2 separate regions of the Homo sapiens genome follow, and region 2 is linked to region 1. The links are chromatin loops, found by intact Hi-C in ENCODE. Cell type or tissue: CD4-positive, alpha-beta T cell. All regions are shown on one strand. Links, peaks and the distances in the headings refer to the core of each region. The heading gives the core; the rest is flanking DNA.

Region 1 (11,583 bases), core at 2,467-10,466:
CTCTTGCCTTTTCTACCCATGTACACAGGTGTCTTATTCCATTTGTGTTGCTGTAACAGAAATGCCACAGACATGGTTACTTATAGAGAAAAGAAATTTATTTCTGACAGTTCTGGAAGTTTTTGTCCAAGGTTGAGGTGTTGGCATTTTGTGAGGGTCTTCTTGCTGAGTCATCTCATGGCAGAAGGCAAAAATTAAAAGGAGCTCACATGAGAGCAAGAGTGGACAAGAGGGGCTTACCTTGCTTTTTATCAGGAACCCACTCTTGTGAAAATGCCATTAATCCATTCATAAGGGCAGAACCCTCATGGCCTAATCACTGTCACTCAGGCTGGAGTGCAGTGGCCCAATCTCACTGCAACCTCTGCCTGCCAGGCTCAAGTGAGGTTCCCACCTCAGCCTCCCAAGTGGCTGGGACCACAGGTGTGTGCCACTACATCTAGCTATTTTTTTTTGTATTTTTTTGTACACATAGGGTTCACCATATTGCCCAGGTTGGTCTTGAACTCCTGGGCTCAAGCGACCCACCTGCCTTGGCCTCCCAAAGTACTGGAATTACAGATGTGAGCCACTGCACCTAGCCTGTCCCATCTGGGTGAGCCACTGCACCCAGCCATTACCATCACAATGGCAATTAAATTTCAACCTGAGTTTTGGAGGGGACATTCAAACCATAGCAAGATGTTGGGGGTCTCTGTGTTGGTTTTCATAAAAACTAAAAATCTAGGCCAGGCACGGTGGCTCACGCCTGTAATCCCAGCACTTTGGGAGGCCGAGGCGAATGGATCACCTGAGGTCAGGAGTTTGAGACCAGTCTGGCCAACATGGAGAAACCCTGACCAACATGGCGAAACCCTGTCTCTACTAAAAACCCAAAAATTAGCCAGGCATGGTGGTGTGTGCCTGTAATCCCAGCTACTAAGGAGGCTGAGGCAGGAGAATCACTTGAACCCGGGAGGTGTAGGTTGCAGTGAGTGGAGATCACTCCGTTGCACTCCACCCGGGGCAACAAGAGTGAAACTCTGTCAAAAAAACAAAAACAAAAACAAAAAAACCCTAAAAATCTAAGCCACTTTATTGATATAATGCCTCATCTGTGTCTTGAACTCCTGGCCTCAAGCAGTCCTCCTGCCTTGGCCTCCTGACGTAAGTGCTGGGATTACAGGCATGCGCTACCATGTCCAGCTGAGACCTCATCTTCATCTTTAACTGAGCTATAAAGAGCTTATTTTCCCTTTTCTAAATGACAGATTGAAAATAGTTTTGTTGGGCCAGGCACAGTGGCTCAAGCCTATAGTCCCAGCACTTTGGGAGGCCGAGGGGGGGCGGATCACGAGGTCAGGAGTTCAAGACCAGCTGGGCCAACATGGTGAAACCCCGTCTCTACCAAAAATACAAAATTTAGCTGGGCGTGGTGGCACACACCTCCAATCCCAGCTACTCAGGAGGCTGAGACAGGAGAATTGCTTGAACCTGGAAGACAGAGGTTGTAGTGAGCAAAGATCGAGCCACTGCACTCTAGCCTAAGCAACAAAGTGAGACTCTGTCTCAGGAAAAAAAAAAAAAGAAGAAAGAAAGAAAAAGAAAGAAAATAGCTTTGTTCTCACAAAATAATTGAAATTTTTTGTTTGTTTGTTTTTGTTTTTGTTTTTTTGAGACAGAGTTTCATTCTGTCGCCCAGGCTGGAGTGCAGTGGTACAATCTTGGCTCACTCCAACCTCTGCCTCCCAGGCTCAAGTGATTCTCATGCCTCAGCCCCGCGAGGAGCAGGGACTACAGGCATGTGCCACCACGCATGACTAATTTTTGTTTTTTCATTTTTTGTTTTTGAGACAGAGTCTCGTTCTGTCACCCAGGCTGGAGTGCGGCTCACTGCAGCCTCTACCTCCCGGGTTCAAGTGATTCTCGTGCCTCAGCCTCCTGTGTTGCTGGGACTACAGGCCTGCACCAACACGCCCAGCTAATTTTTGTATTTTTAGTAGAGATTGGGTTTCACCATGTTGGGCAGGCAGGTTTCAAACTCCTGACCTCAAGTGATCTGCCCACCTTGGCCTCCCACAGTGCTGGGATTACAGGTGTGAGCCACCACGCCCGGTCTAACTTTTTTTCTGAGACAGAGTCTTGCTTTGTTGCCAGGCTGGAGTGCAGTGGCGCGATCTCAGCTCACTGCAACCTCCACCTCCTGGTTCAAGTGATTTCCCTGCCTCAGCCTCTCAAGTAGCTGGGATTACAAGCACACACCACCACGCTCAGCTACTTTTTGTATTTGTAGTAGAGACAGGGTTTCACCATGCTGGCCAGGATGGTCTGGATCCCCCGACCTTGTGATCCGCCCCCCTCGACTTCCCAAAATGCTGGGATTACAGGTGTGAGCCACCACACCCAGCCAAACTCAGCTTTTAATTGTTGGTTAATCGCTCTCTGTTTTTCTTTATCTTTTTCCTGAGTTCAAGTCAACTCAATAGCCATACCCACTCAATTCCACTGTTTTTTTTTTTTTTTTTTTTTTTTTTGGAAACAGAGTCTCGCTCTGTCGCCCAGGCTGGAGTGCTGTGGTGCGATCTCGGCTCACTGCAAGCTCCGCCTCCCAGGTTCATGCCATTCTCCTGCCTCAGCCTCCTGAGTAGCTGGGACTACAGGCGACAGCCAACACACCCGGCTAATTTTTTTTGTATTTTTAGTAGAGATGGGGTTTCACGTGTTAGCCAGGATGGTCTCGATCTCCTGACCTCATGATCTGCCCACTTTGGCCTCTCAAAGTGCTGGGATTACAGGCGTGAGCCACCGCGCCCGCCCCTGGGTCCCATCTTATACCATAATGTCAGAATCTATAGAGATGGGACCCAGGTCATTTAAAAATACTCGATGAGCCTCATGTGCTGCCATGCTTGCAGATTACTTGCTTAGACATCACAGCAGTATAACTTAGACTTCAGATTTTAAAATTTCATATTTTATTCTTAAAATATGTGGTCAAGATAGGAACCATGTGACTCTGGTAAAATTATGGCAAAGTCATCAACAAATATTTGGGGAAAGAGCTTTTTCCAGGAGGCGTAATATTTTTTTTCTTTCTTTGAGATGGAGTCTTGCACTGTTGCCCAGGCTGTAGTATAGTGGTGCGATCTCGGCTCACTGCAACCTCCACCTACTGGGCTTAAGTGATTCTCCCGCCTCAGCCTCCCAAGTAGCTGGGACTACAGGCAGGCGCCACCATGCCCGGTTAATTTTTGTATTTTTAGTAGAGATGGGGTTTCACCATGTTGGCCAGGCTGGTATCGAATTCCTGACCTCAAGTGACCCGCCTGCCTCAGTCTCCCAAAGTGCTGGGATTACAGGTGTGAGCCACCGTACCTGGCCAGGAGGAGAAATATTAACTTGAAAAAAGCAATGCCGGGTGCGGTGGCTCACGAGGTCAGGAGTTCGAGACCAACCTGACCAACATGGTGAAACCCCGTCTCTACCAAAAATACAAAAATTAGCCAGGCGTGGTGGCACACACCTGTAATCCCAGCTACTTGGGAGGCTGGGGCAGGAGAATCGCTTGAACCTGGGAGTGGGAGGTTGCAGTGAGCCGAGATCGTGCCATTGCACTCCAGCCTAGGTGACAGAGCGAGAGTTCATCTTTTAAAAAAAAAAAAAAAGCAATAAACCAGCCTGGCCAACATGACGAAACCCTATCTCTACTAAAAAATACAAAAATTAGCCAGATGTGATGGTTATGATCCCAAGGATGCCTGTGAAACCAGGTACTCAGGAGGCTGAAGCAGGAGAATCACTTGAATCCCAGAGGCGGAGGTTGCAGTGGGCCCAGATCGCACCACTGCACTCCAAACTGGGTAAGAGACCGAGACTCCGTCTAAAAAAAAAGTAAAAAGCAACACAACACATAATTAGCCAGGTGTGATGGCATCGTCTGTAATCCCAGCACTTTGGGAGGCTGAGGTGGGAGGATCTCTTGAGGTTAGGAGTTGGAAACTAGCCTGGCCAACATGGTGAAACCCCATCTCTACGAAAAATACAAAAATTAGCCAGGTATGGTGGTGGGTGCCTGTAATGCCAGCTACTCAGGAGGCTAAGCCCCAGAATCGCTAGAACCGGGAGACGGAGGTTGCAGTGAGCTGAGATTGCGCCACTGCACTCCAACCTGGATGACAGAGTGAGACTCTTTTTTGTTGTTGTTGTTGAGATGGAGTCTCACTCTGTCGCCGAGGCTGGAGTGCAGTGGCGCGATCTCAGCTCACTGCAACCTCTGCCTCCCGGGTTCTTGCCATTCTTCTGCTCAGCCTCCCGAGTAGCTGGGACTACAGGCACCCGCCACCACGCCCAGCTAATTTTTTTGTATTTTTAGTAGAGACGGGGTTTCACCATCTCAGCCAGGATTGTCTCCATCTGGGATTACAGGCCTGAGCCACCGCGGCCGGCCCAGAGTGAGACTCTTGTCTCAAAAAAGAAAAAGAAAAGTGTTAATTGTATTTCTGTATGTTTGGGCTCTGCAAAGTTAATCATCAGGTTACTGGAAATTTAATTGTCTTCTTTTAAATTTATTTTTATTTTATTTATTTATTATTATTATTTTTTGTGATGGAGTCTCGCTCTGTCACCCAAGCTGGAGTGCAGTGGCATGATCTCGGTTCACTGCAACCTCCACCTCCCGGGTTTAAGCGATTCTCCTGCCTCAGACTCCCAAGTAGCTGGGACTACAGGCACAGTCACCATGCCCGGCTAATTTTTGTATTTTTAGTAGAGACAGAGTTTCACCATGTTGGCCAGGCTGGTCTCTTGACCTCGTGATCCGCCAGCCTCAGCCTCCCAAAGTGCTGGGATTACAGGCGTGAGCCACCGCTCCTGGCCTATTGTTATTTTGGGGGGCCAAGTCTTGCTCTGTTGCCCAGGCTGGAGTGGAGTGGCACAATCTCTGCTCACTGCAGCTTCCGCCCCCTGGGTTCAAATGGTCCTTGTGCCTCAGCCTCCCCAGTAGCTGGGATTACAAATGCATGCCACCACCCCAGCTAATTTTTGTATTTTTTGGTAGAGACAGGGTTTCAAGACTGGGTGTGTCTCACATCTGTACTTCCAGCACTTTGGGGGGCCGAGGCAAGTGGATCACTTGAGGTCAGGAGTTTGAGACCAGTCTGGCCAAATGACAAAACCCCATCTCTGCTAAAAATAAAAAATTTAGCCGGGCATGGTGGCAGGCGCCTGTAATCCCAGCTACTCAGGAGGCTGACGTTTGAGAATCGCTTGAATCCAGGAGGTAGAGGCTGCAGTGAGCTGAGATTGCTCCACTGCACTCTAGCCTGGGTGACAGAGCAAGACTCTGTCTCAAAAAAAAAAAGAAAAGAAAAGAAAGAAAGAAAGAAAGAAAAGGGACAGGGTTTCGCCACGTTGGCCACACTGGTCTCGAACTTCTGACCTCAAGTGATCCACCCGCCTCTGTCTCCCAAACTGCTGGGATTATAGGCGTGATACCATGATGCCTGGCCTTAATTGTCTTCTGAAGGAATAAGAAACTTAGTGCCTCCCGTGTGTCTGTGCTGTCTCTGAAACAGAAACTGATAGTGGTCTTTCTAGATCTTTTCAGACCTCCGTTCCTCTTCTGCACTCCCTCTCTTGGCTTCCCTGCACTGTGGCTTCCAAGGCCCACACCTAGGACTTTTGTTGGAGACGTCTCCTTGGCTACTAAAGCTTTGTCTGCCCAGGAAAAGACCAGGAAATATCTGGGAGTTCACTCCCTGTTCCCCTTAGCCAACAGCTGACAGGTGGGAGTGAGAGTGTGCAGGCCAGCTTCCCTTGTGTGGTTTTCACTGTCAAGTTTCCCTGAGGGTTCAAGCTGAAACCACGCTCCCCTTTCCCAATTTCTATTGGGAGTATTTCTAAAATTGATTGCTTGTACACAAAGCCTTATTATAGGTATGTTTCAGGGAAACCTAATCTAAGACAGTCAGCGTTACAGAGTTTTATCCCTCCTGTCAATATTAAAATTTGATATGGCTTTTAATTTTTTTAACTTTTAATTAAATTTTTATTTGACCAAGAGAAAACTGTCTAGAATTGTCTGACATTTAAAATCCACTTAAACAAAGCAGATTACCACCTTCAAGCATCACAATTATTCAGCATAAAGAACCTTTGTTGAAACATCTTTCTCATTTATTTAGGAGGAAAAATAAATCTAGAACAGAACCAAACAAAACTTTTTTATTTTTATTAAAAAATTCCAATTCTTAAAATACCATGAACCATCTACTGAAACTGTACTTCAACAAGGGGCAGGATTTATCTCAAGGCCATGTTCACCTGCAACCTGCTGATAAATCTCTTTTAGAAAACTTAAGTGGCTCTACTGCGATTATTGACTTGTGTCTGCTCCACTTGACTGTATGCAGATCGAAAGCAGGGTTGGTGCCTTCATAATCTCTAAATAATCTGAACATGGAAACGACTGCTTTGTGCTTTTAAAGAGCTCATATACTTCTAGTCCTGTTCCCTGGGGCATCCTCTGAAACCTGATACACCAGTCTGCCTACCAGGACACTGTGTTACTGGCCCGCTGGGTGGCCAGAGACGAGCTTTACTCTACTAGAAGACGCAGTTAGTCCCTCTGGGGTCCTATCTTCGTAGTAAATCCCTGATATGGCTTTTAATAATATTGTTTATAACTTTTCAGATGTGCAGAAGACTTATTCCCATTCTTAGGAAGACAGTAGGAAAGTTACACTGTAACTTTCACCCGTTCACCCTCTCTTCACCCAGCTGAATATCAGTATTCAGCATAAATGCCATTTGTGAAAAGTCACTGAGGCTGGGCATGGTAGCTCACACCTATGATCCCAACAATTTGAGAGGCTAAGGCGTCTCAGGAGTTGAGCCCAGGAGTTCAAGACTAGCCTAGGCAACATAGGGAAACTAAAAAAAAAAAAAAAAAATTAGCCAGGCATGGTGATACTTACTTGTAGTCCTAGCTACTCTGGAAGCTGAAGTGGGAGGATCACTTGAGCCCAGGAGGTCAAGGCTGAAGTGAGCTATGATCACACCACTGCACTCTAGCCTGGGTGACAGAGCGAGACCCTGTCTCAGGAAAAAGAAAAAGAAAAAAAGAAGTTACTGAGTCAGTTTCCCAGGAAACTTGGGAGCTCCTAGGGACCAAGAGTTTGGAAGAATTGCAGTAAGGAGGTAGGAGGAAGGAACTGGCCGGTCATAAGCTGTGTGAAAACAGATCGAATGGGTTGGTGTGGATTGGTGCTGGTGAACGCAAAGAGGAGAATTTACAGCAAAGACGAATAGTGGTGACATGAAGAGAGGCCTGAAATGACTTTGAAATCATTTGAAAGTGCACTGTATAATAAAACTTAAAATGAGTTGGCATAGTTTTCTGGGGTTGCGCAGAATTGGTTAAGGCAGGCACGACAGCCACCACAAGGTGGTGCTCTGATTATATTCACAGCCACCAACTCGAATTTCCTCAGAGCTTTACAGTTCCCCACTCTGCTCTCAGTCTTTCTGGGCTCTAACTAGGGGTCTGTCACACTCCAGCCATACTCAGCCAGCCTATTATTAGTGCCAAGCCTTCCTCCTGGCGCGATGACAGTGTAAATTTCAGCAATGGCAGAAGGGGGACAAATACAGCTGTTGTGCATTTTAGAATAATTGCTATAGGCCATTTGGAGACAGATTTATAATAACAGCACTTATACAGACTTATACAATATTTCACTTTCCTATTTTATCCCCGGTCAACACTCTGCATCATGAACTTTTGAATTCTTTCAACTCATGTGAGTCTAGAATTATCTTCCCCCAATTTTACAAAGTGAGGCTTGCACCCTCCCCCCGACCCCGTTCCCAGAAGGCACCATGCACTCTCATCTCAACCTCCAGCCCTTTCATGTGCAATTCCTTTTGCTGGGAGCTCCGTTCACCCTCTCCCCACTCAGATGAATATCAGTACTCAGCACAAATGCTATTTGTGAAAAGCCTCCACCTACTCCCACTCCAAGTCTGGGCTCCTTTCTTTGCCTGGGTCCTCTCCAGTTCATCCATCTATAGGCGTTTCTCTCAAAGATTTCTTATCTGTCACCTCCAATCCACCTCTCCCCAGCTTTCTTATCCATAGATTGTCAATGTCTATCACAATTTCCTACTTACTAAGTGGATGAATGAATGAATAAATAAATAAATTTCTAAAGGATCAAAGATCTTTCCTCATCTTGAGTCATAGCAGAGATGGAAATATCCAGAGATTTACACCTGAACCAGAACATCTCACTGGCTGCAGTAATTGACTGCCTTTCCCCAGAAAATGTCTAAATGGGTCTAAATGGAAATGTTGGGGGCCCTACAGTGAGCCATAGATCAGGGGAGATCCCCCAGTGCTGGCACAGCAAGACTTCAAGGCCCATAATCTGTGCAGAAGATCTAAACAACATAGTGTACAGGGTAAGACTGTCTGTCGTATATTGTAGTCTCACTAAGCGGTTTCTTGGAATTGATGTCATTGGGAGCGTAAACAGAAGCAGCAAGCTTCTGTGTTCCTCCAAGTTCCTTCCACCTTCTATTTTCCTCTAGCTTTTGGGGTACATCTTACCCCCAAGGACTGTAAAATCTCTGAACTTGGAGTACACTCTGAGTGAGTCAAAGGGACTCATGATCTGCCTGCACCGGTGTCTCATGTTTGTCTTTTGCACTAATTGCTCCCTGGTTCTGGAGCAAACCAAATAAAGGCAATCTTGCTTCAGAACCAAGTTGTCATTCTCACCCATCCTTTGTGAAATGGGTGGTGAGTGTATCTCATCTTGGATGTGGTTATGAAAAGGCTGGATTCCTCTTGGCATCATCTTTCTGGCATAAGCCAGAATTCTTTTCTGTTCATTTGTTAATTCTTTCTTCCCTGTTTTCCTCCCATCTTTCTGGAACACTCAATGAACACTTACTAGGTGCCAAGCTCTACGATGGAGATATAAAGCTGAATAACACAACATTGCTCCACCTTCAAGGTATTCACCAAATTCTAGACTGACAGAAAAGTAAACAAATACTTATAACACACCTGAATGAGTACTGTAATGTAGGAATATATGAGGCCTTGTAAGATCAAGGGAGTGGTCACAGCATGTAGTTAGATGTTTTGAAAACAGCTGGTGGGAGGGGTCCTGGTGGGAGTGTTTGCTGATTTCCATGTGACAAATTTTGTCATTATGACTTTCTTCCTTTCTTTCTTTCTTTCTTTCTTTCTTTCTTTCTTTCTTTCTTTCTTTCTTTCTTTCTTTCTTTCTTTCTTCCTTTCTTCCTTCCTTCCTTCCTTCCTTCCTTCCTCTTTCTTTCTTTCTCTTTTTCTCTCTCTCTTTCTTTTTCTCTTTCTTTCTTTCTTTCCTTCTTTCTTTCTTCTTTTGAGGCAGAGCCTCACTCTGTTGCTAAGGCTAGAGTACAGTGGCACAATCACAGCTCACTGCAGCCTTGACCTCCCCAAGCTCAGGTGATCCTCCCACCTCAGCCTCCCAGCTAGCTGGGGCTACAGGCACGCACCACGATACCCAGCAATTTTTTTGTAGTTTTCGTAGACACAGGGTTTCACTACGTTAGCCAGGCTGGTCTTGAACTCCTGGGCTCAAGTGATCTGCCTGAGTTAGCCTTCCAAAGTGCTTCCAAGGTGTGAACCACTGCTCCTGGCTGACTGATTTCAATTTACCAACTGATATCACTGGAAACAAATGAAAAAACAATGGTCTTTTTGATCAGTGAGAGCTGGCTCCAGCACGTGACCATGATTTCAGCCTTGTGAGACCCTGAGCAGATCTGTTCATTCTGTTCCTGGACTTTTGACCTACAGGACTGTGAGCTAGATGAGTGCTGTTTTAAGCCCATAAATTTGTGGTAATTTTTAATGCAGCCGTAGAAAACTAACTCAATGCTGTTTAAACCCTCTTTAAGGATGTGAAAACTAAGGCTTAGAAGCAGTAAGGAGTTTGACCAAGGCCATGAGCATCTAGCAAGCGATGAAGCTAGGATGCACAATGAGGTAAGTCTGACTTGAAGGCCTGGGACCTTATATCTTATGCTCTATGACCTCCCATAGAAAACCATGACACAAAAACCACGAAAGGCCAGAACCATGAGGGACTCCATTCCCTTGTTTATTTGTTTACTTTTTAAGGACCGTAAAATGTGCATTATTATTAAAAATGAAATTCTAAGCTAGAGGAAAATCGAATGCTGAGTGTGTCTTTGGACTTGAGGTGCCTCCTCTGTGGTTAGCTTGATATTGATTTCAGAGGAAAACACTGTGGAGTAACAGAAATTTCATATGGGACTCTACTCATTAAATGTTTGAGTTTGGCTGGAATGTCCATTTCTGCTTTTTTCCTCCAGCCTGACCAGATGTGCTCAGAAAATTTGGTTCCCCGAATATGTACATCTGTCAAAATTCCTGTCAATTTTAGCATGACTGCCAAGGGAGTGAACAAAGAGAGTTAGCGATTAACTTCAAAGAACTTTGTTGGAGAGGAATAAAGATATTTAAGGCCTATTTTTTGAACTAATTGCATTTGCATATTTATGGGATTTACTGGTATAGCAGTAATTAAAAACTATTTAGTAGTCTTAAAGGACGCATAACTCAGTTGCTGTTTGCATAATAAACACTTCCTTATTATGTTTGCATAATAAACCCTCTCCCCTTGCTTCTTCCAAAAGACATCGGTCGATCTAATAGGTGCCATATCTTACTTGAAAATAATGGAGAAACAGAGTGCAAAGGCTCATGGGGATGTGAAGTGGGGACTTCTAAAAGAAATATATTTTCAGGTACTTTCTTAATGATGGGCTTGGCCTGAACTTCTGTAAGAGAATCGCAGATTCAAATCCCAGATTAAGTCTTTGTTTCTTTTACCCAAGTAATGCCACTTAAGAAGTCCAAACACGTTTGGGTGAGGTGGCTTACACCTGTAATCTTAAAACTTTGGGAGGCCGAGGCAGGTGGATCACCTGAGGTCAGGAGTTCGAGACTAGCCTGGTGAAACCCTGTATCTACTAACAATACAAAAATTAGCCGGGTGTGGTGGCATGCACCTGTAGTCCCAGCTACTCGGGAGGCTGAGGCAGGAGAATCACTTGAACTTGGGAGGCAGAGGTTGCAGTGAGCCGAGATCACACCACTGCACTCCAGCCTGGAAAACAGTGCAAGACTCCATCTCAAAAAAAAGAAAGAAGTCCAAATGCCTAGCCCCTCATGATTCCAAATTTTGACTTACATATACTGATCTGCTGGAAAGGCTAGAATGAGACTTACCCCCACACTCATCCTTCCAAGGATGATGTCTGGGGAATTAGCAGAAACAATGCAGATAAAAAGCTTTCTCTGGGTGGATGTATTAGTCTATTCTCACACTGCTATACAGGCATACCTGAAACTGGGTTATTTATTTTATTTTATTTTGTTTTATTTTTTGAGATGGAGTTTTGCTCTTGTTCCCAGGCTGGAGTGCAATGACGCAATCTCGGCTCACTGCAACCTCTGCCTTCTGGGTTCAAGCGATTCTCCTTCCTCAGCCTCCTGAGTAGCTGGGATAACAGGCATGGGCCACC
Region 2 (11,583 bases), core at 1,247-9,246, 300 kb after region 1:
TATTCATAATAGCCAAAAAATGGAAACAACCCAATGTCTATCAACTGGTGAATGGATAAACAAAGTGTGGTATATTCATACCATGGTATACTATTTGGCCTTAAAAAGGAATGAAGTACTGATACATACTACAACACAGATGAACTTGAACATGCTCCATGAAAGAAGCCAGATGCAAAATGATTCTGTTCATGTAAAATATCTAGAATAGGCAAATCTATAGAGACAGAAAGTAAATTAGTAGGTGCCAGGGGCTGGGGAAGTTGCGAGGAAATTGAGAGCGACTGCCGATGGAGCTGGAGTTTCTTCATGGAGTGATGAAAATGTTCTAAAATTGATTGTGGTGATGACTGCACAGCTTCGAATACTGAGGCTCCTCGACTTACAATGGGACTGTGTCCTGATAAACCCATCATAAGTAGAAAAGATAATAAACTGAAAATGCATTTAATCCAACTAACCTACTGAACATCATAGCTTAGCCTAGCCTACCTTAAATGTGCTCAGAACACTTACATTAGCCAACAGTTGGGTAAAATCATCTAATATAAAACCTATTTTATAATAAAATTGTTGAAGATCTCATGGAATTTATTATATCCTGTACATGACTTCAAAACTGTGATGGTTTCCCACAATTATAAACTTGAAAAATCCTAAGTCGGGGACCATTCTGTGTATTAGTTGAACTGTACACTTTAAAAGACATGAATTTTATATTAAATGGTATGTGTATTAGGTCTCTGAAAAGCGGCATGGGTGTGTACATGTATATAAATGAGCTCTGCCAGTGTCAGTAAGAGTCACTGGCATCACTCATGCCACCTCTCTCTCATACACACACACACACACACACACACACACATATATATACACACATGTGTATACATACACACACAAACAGAGTGACGTGCCATGTATTAAGCCGTTCTTGCATTGCTGTAAAGAAATGCATGAGACTGGGTAATTTACAAAGAGGTTTAATTGGCTCACAGTTCTGCAGGCTTTCCAGGAAGCATGATGCTGGCATCTGCTCAGGCTCTGGGGAGGCCTCAGGAAGCTTACAATCATGGTGGAAGGCAAAGGGGGTGCAGGCATGTCACGTGGCCAGAGCAGGAGCTAGAGAGAGAGAGTTGGGTGAGGGAGAAGCAGCTGCACACTTTTAAATGACCAGTTATCTAAGAGAACTCACTCATTGTCATGAGAATAGCACCAAGAGGTTGGTGCTAAACCATTCAGGAGAAATCCACCCCCATGATCCAATCACCTCCCACCAGGCCTCACCTCCAGCATTGGGGATTACAGTTCAACATGAGATTTGGACAGGACAAATATCCAAACTATATTACACCATATAATAATAACATTTTGGTCAACAATGGATTGCATATATGACAGTGGTCTCATAAGATTATAATACCGTATTTTTACTGTGCCTTTTCTACATTTAGATGTGTTTAGATATGTAAATACTTACCACTGTGTTATAATTGCCTGCAGTGTTTAGTACAGTAGCATGCTGTAAAGGTTTGAAGTCTAGGAACAATTGGCTGTCCCATATAGCCTAGGTGTGTAGAAGGCCGTACCATCTAGGCTTATGTAAGTGTGCTCTAGGATGTAGCCTAGAAGCTACCCACTAGGAAGTGGAGAGCTGGAACTTGACCCAACTCACGTGCTCTTTCCACGACTCCCCAGCTGCCTGCACATTGACTGAGTGTTGTCCGTGGGCTAAAAGGCTCAGGATCATTTAGCTCACTGCCTTGTCATGGGCAGGGCTCTTTTGGCTCGCTGTGCCCTATTTAAGACAAAATTGTCTAATGAAACATTTCTCAGAACATATCCTTATCACTAAGTGACATTTGACTATACACACATGCATGCACGCACATATACACACACACGCATACGTAGCTTTACTGAGATATAATACATATACACACACAGATGTGCATTTATAGGGAAGGGGGAAAAGTAGTCCATTGGAGGGTTTTGACTGGGAGAATGACATGACTTGATTTATGTGTTTAAAAGATTATTCTGGCTCTTGTGTTGCGGACTGACCATAGAGAGTGTTGTCATGTAACAAACCACTCCAATAGTAGCTTAAAACAATAAAGTGTTATTGTCTCTGACAGTTCTTTGGATAACTGGGCTCAGCTGGGTGGTTTTCACTTGGGGTCTCATGTGGTTTCCATCAGGTAATGGCTGGAGCTGGTGTCATCTGAAGACTCGACTGGGCTGGATGTCCAAGATGGCTCCTTCACTCAATTATCTGAGTCTCAGTGTTCCTTTGCATGGCTTCTCTCTTCAGCAGAGTAACCTGGACTTGCTGTGTGACAGCTCAGGTTTCCAGGAGTCAGGACACAGGAACTGCCAGCCCTCTTAAAAGCTAGGCTGGAAGTACACAGCATTACTTCTACCATATTTCATCAATCAGATAGTCACAGGTCAGCCCCAGATAGAAGGCGGTGGAAGGCTGGACTCTCCTTCTCAGTAGGGAAGTGACAGAAACCTATAGGGAAGGAGGAATTGATGGCAGTCATCTTTGGAAACAAGCTACCACAGGGGACTAAAGTGGAAGAAGGAAGAACACCAGTCAGCTGCTGTTAAGATTATTGTCATCAGTATTTCAGCGTTCTTGTCCTTGCCTTTTCTGAGTGGAAAACATGCCTCCTGACTGGCATCTTGAGCTTTGGTCTGGAGGGGCCTTGCCCTGTCATGATGGGAGGGGAGCTTTACAGGTGAGCTGTCATTCCAGTCAGCATCTCCCTAGCTCAGTTATAGAGAAAGTGACCTGGCTAGGTTATTTTGCCCAGGGTTCCAGAGGTGGTTGTCATGAAAGCAAGGGGAGAACCGGGTCTCCCAGGGTCCCAGCCATTTTCTTATTGCTAGACCGCATGTAACTGAGAATCCCACTCTGAGAGTTCTAATCTGGGGGAATGAGCTGTGAGCCAGCTTTGCCAAGCAGCTTAATTCTGTCCATCCAGATTAAATTTGCAGCAGCAGGGAGCCAGCTGCCCTCTCAGCCAGGGGCAGGGGAGTAAGCTGAGTCCCCGAGGGATGAGCAGCTGTGGAGGCTGTTCCTAGGCGGACCCCAGACATATGGAGCACCCCCTGTGTGCCTGGCACCTGCTGGGGATATGATGGTGACCAACTCAGGCACATGCCCTGTTCTTGAAATAAGCTGAAGGTCTGAATGTGGTGGTCTGGGCCTTTTGTTTTTTCCCCAGAGATCTTGTGGATGGGGCTCCTCAGCTGGAGGAGGGAGAGGTCAGCTACCGAGTGCCCCCTGCTGATGTTGAGGTAAAATGTGGCTTGCTCAATAGGCCACATGTGGTGTGCTCAATAAAGATTGAGTAAACTGAGCTCTTGAAAGGATGGGGAATGGAGAAAATGAATCCAAATTAGGGGTGAGAGACCAAGGTGGATGCTTTGAGAAGGGCTCCCTGCCAGCCTTAGTGTGAGCTGTGGGCGAGCTCCCCCAGCAGGGAAGAGCCACTTCCTTGTGTGGGGCAGGTGTCGTGCTCAGTGCCGAGGGGAGATACAACAGCAGTTTTACCCTCAGGATAGGGCTGGCAAAGAGGGGTCCTGTGTGACCATGGTGACTCTTTCCGACATGTGGCAGAGCTCATTCATCACTCACAGCGCTACTTCCTGCTGAACTCAGGTGGATTTTTAGTTCCCCTAATAATCAATGAGAGAATACAGTCTGAAATCTATTTGCCCTCTCTGTTCCAGGAAAGGGGTCCCAGGAGGAAGGGAGTTGCCTGATGACAGGGAGCGCTGAAAATGTCACTAAAGCTATTGGAGTGGGAAAAGCCAGGTGGGAGACCAGGTACCGTTGGGAAGCCAACGGGAGAGTAGGTAGGGAAGAGCTCTGAAAAAGAGAAGGAATGGAGACCCTGGGACAGTAAAAATACTGCCAGTGCCACTTGATATTTTTGCTACCTTAGTTTATAAAACAATTTCCTTGATTACACCCATTTAACAGATGAGACCATGGAGGCCTAGACACTACCCACTAGGAAGTAGAGAACTGGAACTTGACCCAACTCCAACTCAAGTGTTCTTTCTACTACTCCCTGGCTGCCTCCGCACTGACTGAGTGTTGTCCAGTAGTCTGTAGGCTGATTGGTTCCGGGTGATCCTGTTTAGAGGTCATTGAGTTCATGGCCCTGCCTGGGAAGAGCTCTTTTGGAACCCTGTGCTCCATTGCACTAAGAAGCCGCAACACCCTGATGTGTACATCCTCCTCCTGGAGTAGGATACAGTTTGCCTGAATCAGATCAGTTTCATATCCAAGGCTGCCATGTGGGAGTTCATGGAGCTCACGTGTGGCTTTGCATAGGGCAGGTGGTTATGGTGTTGTACAGGTATTCTTGAAACTGGAAAATGAATTTAATGGAAACTATTTCCAATTCCAGCCTATCCAAGAGAATGGCATGTTCACATCTCACCCTTTTGACCCTATTTGACCTGGATTTCTGTCCTGGTGTGTGTGACCCCTCCTTGCCCCCTGCCCTCAAGATCTTGACGGGCTCAAGCTGGTGTTCTAGGAGGCCACGCTTATGGTTGGGCTGGGCTCAGGCTTTGTTGTCACATTCAGTTTTCTGTTTTGGTACAACGAAGGCTTTGAGGAGATAAACAGAGATCATTTTACACCTTTTATATTATGACAAATACATATTGCAAAACACTGCTGCTTCCAAAATGTTTGGGTTGCAGAGCAGTGAGGAATTAACAGCTAGGCAGTTCCCGAGATGCTTGTACTTCATTTACACATCAGAATTTTTTTTACACTGTTCAGTAAAATAAAAGTGAGAAAACACACATACGTGCACGTGCACACCCCCATGCACACCCAGTGCACCACCTGGCTTCTATATCAGGAATGTCTTAAATTAGTAAGTAGTTCTTTAAGTCCAGATAAACTGATAAATACCATTAATGGCTTAATTTATTCTCTGGGTTTGAAATTTGACACACGGACACTATCTTGGCTCAGGAAACACAAGTGGTTTTGTGCCAGAGGTTTTAATGACCGATCAGTAATATAAATTGCTGCATCACTGAGCAGAAATAGCTTCTCCATGTCATTTGATCTGGAAACTTCTCTGGCCAGGCAGCAGTTAATAAATTTAAAAATAATTACCCTCTTTATTCAAAGTCAAACTAATTAGGAGTGGGTTTTACAAATCATAATGTTGTTCAAGCCACTGTACATCCCCATTTGGGACTTGAACAGGCCTGGGGGCAACAGACAGGATCCGGTGGTGTTAATTAGAGGGCAGCGAGATAACTTGGCTGCTGAGCTCCAGGGTAGGAGGCCGGGCAGTCTTCAGCATGCCCTCGGGAGAAAATGGGAGGTCTGAGCAAAGAGGCCATGAGGGTGACCTGTAGGAACCTTCAACTCTTTCAGTCCATCTGTAGGGGACCCAGAGCAGCCACCTATTGGTAATGTGAACATGGGGGAGTTGGGGCCAGGGCTGGTCTGTGTGGGCCTGGCCAGAGAGACTGAGGGAGTCAGGGAGCAGGAAAGGGGGATGGGCAAATGACTGCCTGGGGACAAGAGACCTGCCTGAAGGCAGGGAAGTGGATGGGATGATCTCTAGAGGACATTACTTCCTAGGAAAGTTTGAGCCCTAACAGAGTGGTGCAGGTTTGTCATGCAGATTGCAGGGAAGAGGAACCCCATGAAGCCTAAAGTCAGAGTGTCAAGTGCAGGGTATTTGGTGCACAGTGACCCAGAACTTGGGATCTGGTGTCAGACTATCTAGATTCCAATTCCAGCCCCATCACAGATTGGATAATCTCAATATAGGCCTCGCATGGAGTAAGTGCTCAGGAAATGGAGGTGCCAGTTTCTCTCATCGCATCATCCTGGTCTTCCTCAGAGGCTTCTGAGAACATGGATTTCCCCCACTGGATAGGTTGACGGGGCCAAGTCAGTGAGGATGGTGTTGGAGGAATAGGAACAGTATACACCTGCTTTGCAAGGCCATGGTGAGGTCTTCCAGGATCCCTGACTATGTCCTCCGGCCAAGAGGACATTTGCAATGTGCCCACTGAGTTAACAGCCACTGGGGCCCTCTCAGTGCAGTTGAAAGAAGTGAGGGCAGATTGAAGCTCCACACTTTGAGCAATCTCAGGGAGCAGATTTGGTAGATCTTAAGGCCCTGAGGTCTGGAATGCCCAAAGCTTCCCAAAGGAACCATTCCCTGTTGGTGTCTAAACAGGTGATGTGTAAACCCAGGCCAGACAGGCCGCAAAACTGGAATCGAGACTAAGCAGGTGTACCAGCCTCCAGGAGCACCAGGCCTGTGCCCTTCCACGTCTTAAGAGGAGGCTTCAGTGACTGGTGCCCTCAAAGGCTCAGGAATTTTGGGTTCCTGGTAGGGTCCTGAACCATGTCTGCTATCACCAGGAACCTGGGTATTCCCTATCTCTTGACTTCTTCAAATAGAACCTTCCACCTCATCCTACCTTTTCGCCAGTAAGAAAAAAGAGGCAAGGTCATTCCTAGGTTTAGAAGTTCTGAGGCTGGGAAGCTTAAGGGCACCCTCTGCAGGCCCAGGGTACTAGGTTGAACTAGACCCTAGACTTACCCTGGAGGAATTCAGCTCTCTCCTCCAGCCCTCAACCTGCCCTGCAAGGTCTGCCAGGTTAGTGACTCAAGTTTGCTGTGAGAGTAGCCTGTGTAGCTGGCTTATCCTGTAGTTCCTTCATTTCCTCATTCTCTGAGTTTTTAAGTACCTACTGTATGCTAGGTGCTTTGTGGACTTAATACATAATAGTGAACAGAAATTGGGCCCTGCCTTCCTGAAGGTTACGGTGTTATGAAGGAAATGAGCATGTAGGTTGAACTTGCCTTAGGTACAGATAATTCAATAGCTGTACTCTTTTGGATACTTTTGAGTTATTATTTTTATTAAGTCTTCACTATAGTCCAAAAATATAGACCTTTTTTCCTCCCTAATCTTTGCCAGAGAAAACTGAGTCCCAGAAAGGTTAAGGAAGACCAATCTGGGGCAGGACTTGAATGTGTGCCTTGGGCTTCTGTACCCCAGAGCCCACATTTTAGCATTGTCTTCCCTCCCTGTGGGGGCCTGGGCATCAGCTCTCATGTGCGGATCAATGGATCAAAGCCCCTATTTGAAAAAGGGGGTCAGTTAAGAACACACAATCCAAACTAGAATTAGGGCCCACGAGTTCAGCCCAAGGTTCTCTCCACTGTGACTACAAAATAAGTACTTTCTTTTACTGGCCTAGAAAAGGTTGCTTAGTTTCCACATTACTGCGTCACAGGGGAAGCCACTCAACCAGATGCAAATGTTGAGATGCTGGTTCTCATCCACTGTGTTGTCGGCTGCAAGAGTCTTGCAGTCCAGAAACGGCATACCTCTGGCGGCTGAGGGTCCATGCTGTGGACTCTGCCCTTCCCTTCTAGCAGGGAGTGGGCATTGGAGGGAACCCCACCCAAAGGGTCCTCTTCGTTTCAGTGTGAAGGAGTCTAGGAGGCATATACTCTGTCTTCCCCCCACTCTCTGTTTCTCTCTCTTTGTCTCTCTCTCTCTCTTTGCACTGTGTGGCCTCCCCCTTTGGAGGTGCAGAACTGTCTCTCCAACCTTGGTGTTGGCTGCCTGCTTGCACTGGCCCCTCTCTCCTGATATGTTAATAATATTTGGAGGAAGCTTCAGAGACAGTCCCTGGCTCTGAACTTCAGAGTAGAAAATGAAGTCCTTGTTTGGAGAATTTTCTGTAGTGGGTGATCATGGTGGGGGCAGGGGGTGGGGTGGGAGTAGCAGGCAAGACAGAGGATTTATTTTATTTTAATTATTATTTTTGAGACAGAGTCTCGCTCTGTCGCCCAGGCTGGAGTGCAGAAGGCAGAGGATTTAAAAGGGTGAGCAGCAACGCTCCTTCCCTCAGGATAGCTGCTGGCCTTGCCCCCTCCTGCCCTGAGCTTGGCACGAGGGACAGTGCTGGGCACCAAGGAGTCCTGTAATGATAGGAAAACTGGCAACTGTTCTAGTTCCTGCTCTCAAGAACAGCCTCCCAGTGGCTGGTCCCAGAGGAGCTGGGAGGGGGCCAGATGATGACAAATAACTTAATCTACCTAAACTTTACATGAAAAAAAAAAAAAATCCAAACGAACCTCAAACCTCTGTCCAAGGTGGAGGGTATCGGGGAGGACAGGACAGTGAGTCATCAGAGGGACAGGCAGACTCCATGTGGTTTGCTGTGACCTCCCCATTGAAAACATAATAGCATTTGACTTTTATAAATATCAGAGGTGATTTGTATAGCATTTCACATTCTGTGCCAAGGAATTTAACATGAGAAAGCTCAGGCTGAAGAACGGCCGCGGAACGTCATAGGCACTTTGGGAGGAGGGTCATGTGCTGCTGTTTGTACAGTCAGTGCCCCAGCATAGATTTACTCTTGACCTAATTTCATGCTGTTACTATAAAGGCATGTTTGATGCCTAATATAGAGTTTTATTTTCCAAGCACAGGGGCTCTCGGCTGTGCTGGAGCTGCTTGCTGTAGAGTAGGGAGGAACAACCCAGCCGTCTCCTGCTGGCCCAGACCAGCTATTCTTTCTCTCCATTGTTCACCCTAGTGGCTCCCAGGGCCCCTCTGGCCACCTTCTGGAGGGGCCCCCGATACTCTTTTTTAAATTAATAAATTTCATTTTTTTAAGAGCAGCTTTAGGTTATAGCAAAATGGAATGGAGAGTATAGAGTTCCCACTGTACCCCCGTCCTCACACGCAAGTGCACAGCCTCCCCCACCATCAACATCCCACGCCACATGGGTGGTACATTTGTTACAATTGGTGAGTCTACGCTGGCACATCATTGTCACCCAGGGCCCACAGTTCACATGAGGGTTCACTCCTGGTGGTGTACAGTCTGTGGATTTGGACAGACATGTAAGGACACGCATTCACCATTTTTGTATCATACAGAATAGCCGCTTCACTGCCCTGAAAGTCCTTTGTGCTCTGCCCTTTCATCACCCCAGCACATTTTATATGAAGCATCACTGCCCTGGACAGTGATTTGAGGGGATCAGTGGTGTTTGGCTCTTTTGGGATTGGAGAAGGAGAATTTAAGCAAGGCAGGTTTGGATTAGAAAGGGCTGAAGCTCATTTCCTCCACAGACATCTTGAGTGTTTCTCGATGCCAGACATGGATGCTGGGTCCTGGGATAGGGATTTTGGACATGTATGCTGGGACCTGGGACCGGGATGCCAGACACGGATGCTGGGCCCCGGGACGGGGATGCCGGACATGGATGCCGGGCCCCGGGACGGGGATGACGGACATGGATGCCGCTGGGCCCAGGGACGGGGATGCCGGACATGGATGCCGCTGGGCCCAGGGACGGGGATGCCGGACATGGATGCCGCTGGGCCCCGGGATGGGGATGCCGGACATGGATGCCGCTGGGCCCCGGGACGGGGCTGCTGGACATGGATGCCGCTGGGCCCCGGGACGGGGATGCTGGACATGGATGCTGGGCCCCGGGATGGGGATGCCAGCCATGGATGCCGCTGGGCAGTGGGCAGGACACAGACCTTGCCCTTCCCCGGCCTCCCACCCTAGTGGAAATGTGATTGCAGATTACCATTGGGGATGTGGAGGCAGCATGGTGTTTGGAAGCAATAATGAATTAGGAGAAGGAGAACTAGGTTCTTATCCTGGCTCTGCTATGGACTTGCTTCATATGGGACAAATGGCTTCGTTTCCTTGCTTCTCTCAAAGGTAGTGTGTAGGAATTGGGCAAGAAAAGTACTGTTTGGGGGGTTCTGTGGTTCCAAGGACAGCCTAAGATTCTGATCTTGCATTGATGGTCTGTATTTTTCTCAACCTTAGTTTTTCACATTTGTAAACTACGATTAATAATCATAATGGTTGCTGTAAGAACTACATAAAACCATACATGTGGGGCCGGGCACGGTGGCTCACACCTGTAATCCCAGCACTTTGGGAGGCCGAGGTGGGCGGATCATGAGGTCAGGAGATCAAGACCATCCTGGCTAACATGGTGAAACCCTGTCTCTACTAAAAATACAAAAAATTAGCCGGGCTTGGTGGCGGGCACCTGTAGTCCCAGCTACTTGGGAGGCTGAGGCAGGAGAATGGTGTGAACCCGGGAGGCGGAGCTTGCAGTGAGAAGAGATCACGCCACTGCACTCCAGCCTGGGGGACAGAGCGAGACTCCGTCTCAAAAAAAAAAAAAGAAAAAAAGAAAAAAAAAATCATACATGTGAAGCCCTGAGCCCTGGGAAGGAGGACTGATGTATGCATAAGTGGTAGCTGCTTGCTACTGTTATTTTTAGAGGCCTGCAGTTTCTGTCCCTCACCAGTAGACAAGAATTCCTCCACTTTATTTAGTAGCTTATTCAGTAACAGTGTATTAAATACCTACTGTGTCTGAAGAAGGGATTAAAGATGAAGATCTTTTGCCTCTTAAAAACTGTTCTAGAAATTGGAGGGGAAGGATAGAGTCTGATCTTTGAGGACTATTATTCAGAACGTGGTCTGTGCCCAGCACTGTGGCTTTTTATGTATGGTCCAATATAGTCATCAGGACACCACTAAGGGGGGCTTCACTGTCTGCATCACTGATGAGGAATCACAGGCCCAGAGAGGCTTAAATAATATGACTCATCCAGTGGCAGGACTGGGATTCCAGGTTGGTGTTTTCTTGGGGTGATCTGGCAGGACTCACCGTCCTCACTGGTCTGAGTTGCCCCTTCACTCTCAGAATTGTCCCCACATCCGAGTCCTGAATAATCAACCTCAGTTCTTGATCTCAGGTTTCCACTCGTCTCCCCTCGTGCCCATGCTCAGCCCCTCAAGCTTCTCCTTTATCCCTCTCTCTCCCACTGTCCACTCCTGTGTTTCCTCTCTGACTTCTCACCCTTCTCCTTAGTGACGCCATGGCTGCCTGATGACAGAAAGGAGTTAATAAAAACCAATGTGTAACTGAAACTTGAAAGGCCATAAATTGCCTTGTTTTTTCTAGGATGTTGGTAGCATTTTGATTTAATAGTTGGACAAACACAAGGGCCTATTTTATTCAGAGTTTACAGGCCTCAAGGCTGTTATTCCTCCAAAGTTAATAGCATTGAAATTGCAGGGTTTGCTATAATTTGCCTATCGCTTTCTGCTCCACCATTGATGTTTACTGTCAGCGGGATGGAATCTCAATCCGACTCACTTAGATAACATGTCTGTTAAACATTTAGATAATTGTACCATCATTAACTTGTCACATTATTTTAGAGATTCAAAACAGAGGCAGGGTAAGTAGAGGTACCCAAAGGGAGTGGAGGTGGGAGGAGGGGGAGGAGGAGGAGGAGGAAGAGACAACCTCTTCTGAGTTAGACAGCCAGGAGAGGAGAAAGTTCATTGCACACCTTGGCATCTCATTGGAGGTGTCTAAGTTAAGGAGGTACGTGCCACCAAGCCGGGCCCAGGGTTGCTCCCTGAGGAATCCGGGGACCAGTGTCTCAACCACCGACCGCCGTGGCAGTAGGGCCTGTTATCAGCAGGCCCCTGAGACAGTGTGGC

What was found. A loop is a pair of places that touch in the nucleus more often than their neighbours do. Peaks named below come from ENCODE experiments on the same cell type or tissue, not always from the same donor. Only the 100,000 strongest peaks of a DNase experiment are listed, where the experiment ranks them.
Region 2: a loop joins it to region 1, with 11 times the contacts of the local background. A loop is called at or near these places in 14 of 110 quality-filtered maps.

The regions. Positions count from the first base shown.
Region 1 is chr11:113,889,066-113,900,648 of GRCh38, forward strand. It overlaps a transcript of HTR3B not described here. Among named protein-coding and RNA genes, the nearest start is that of HTR3B, 9.9 kb to the right of the region's middle. RefSeq lists a silencer at 6,709-6,909. In CD4-positive, alpha-beta T cell, for the core only: CTCF peaks have their summits at 7,376 (motif pointing right) and 7,578; a DNase peak (open chromatin) is centred at 7,436.
Region 2 is chr11:114,189,895-114,201,477 of GRCh38, forward strand. All of the region lies in intron 4 of ZBTB16 (zinc finger and BTB domain containing 16), which reads left to right. Among named protein-coding and RNA genes, the nearest start is that of NNMT, 100 kb to the right of the region's middle. In CD4-positive, alpha-beta T cell, for the core only: CTCF peaks have their summits at 4,840, 5,051 and 6,587 (motif pointing left); a DNase peak (open chromatin) is centred at 6,577.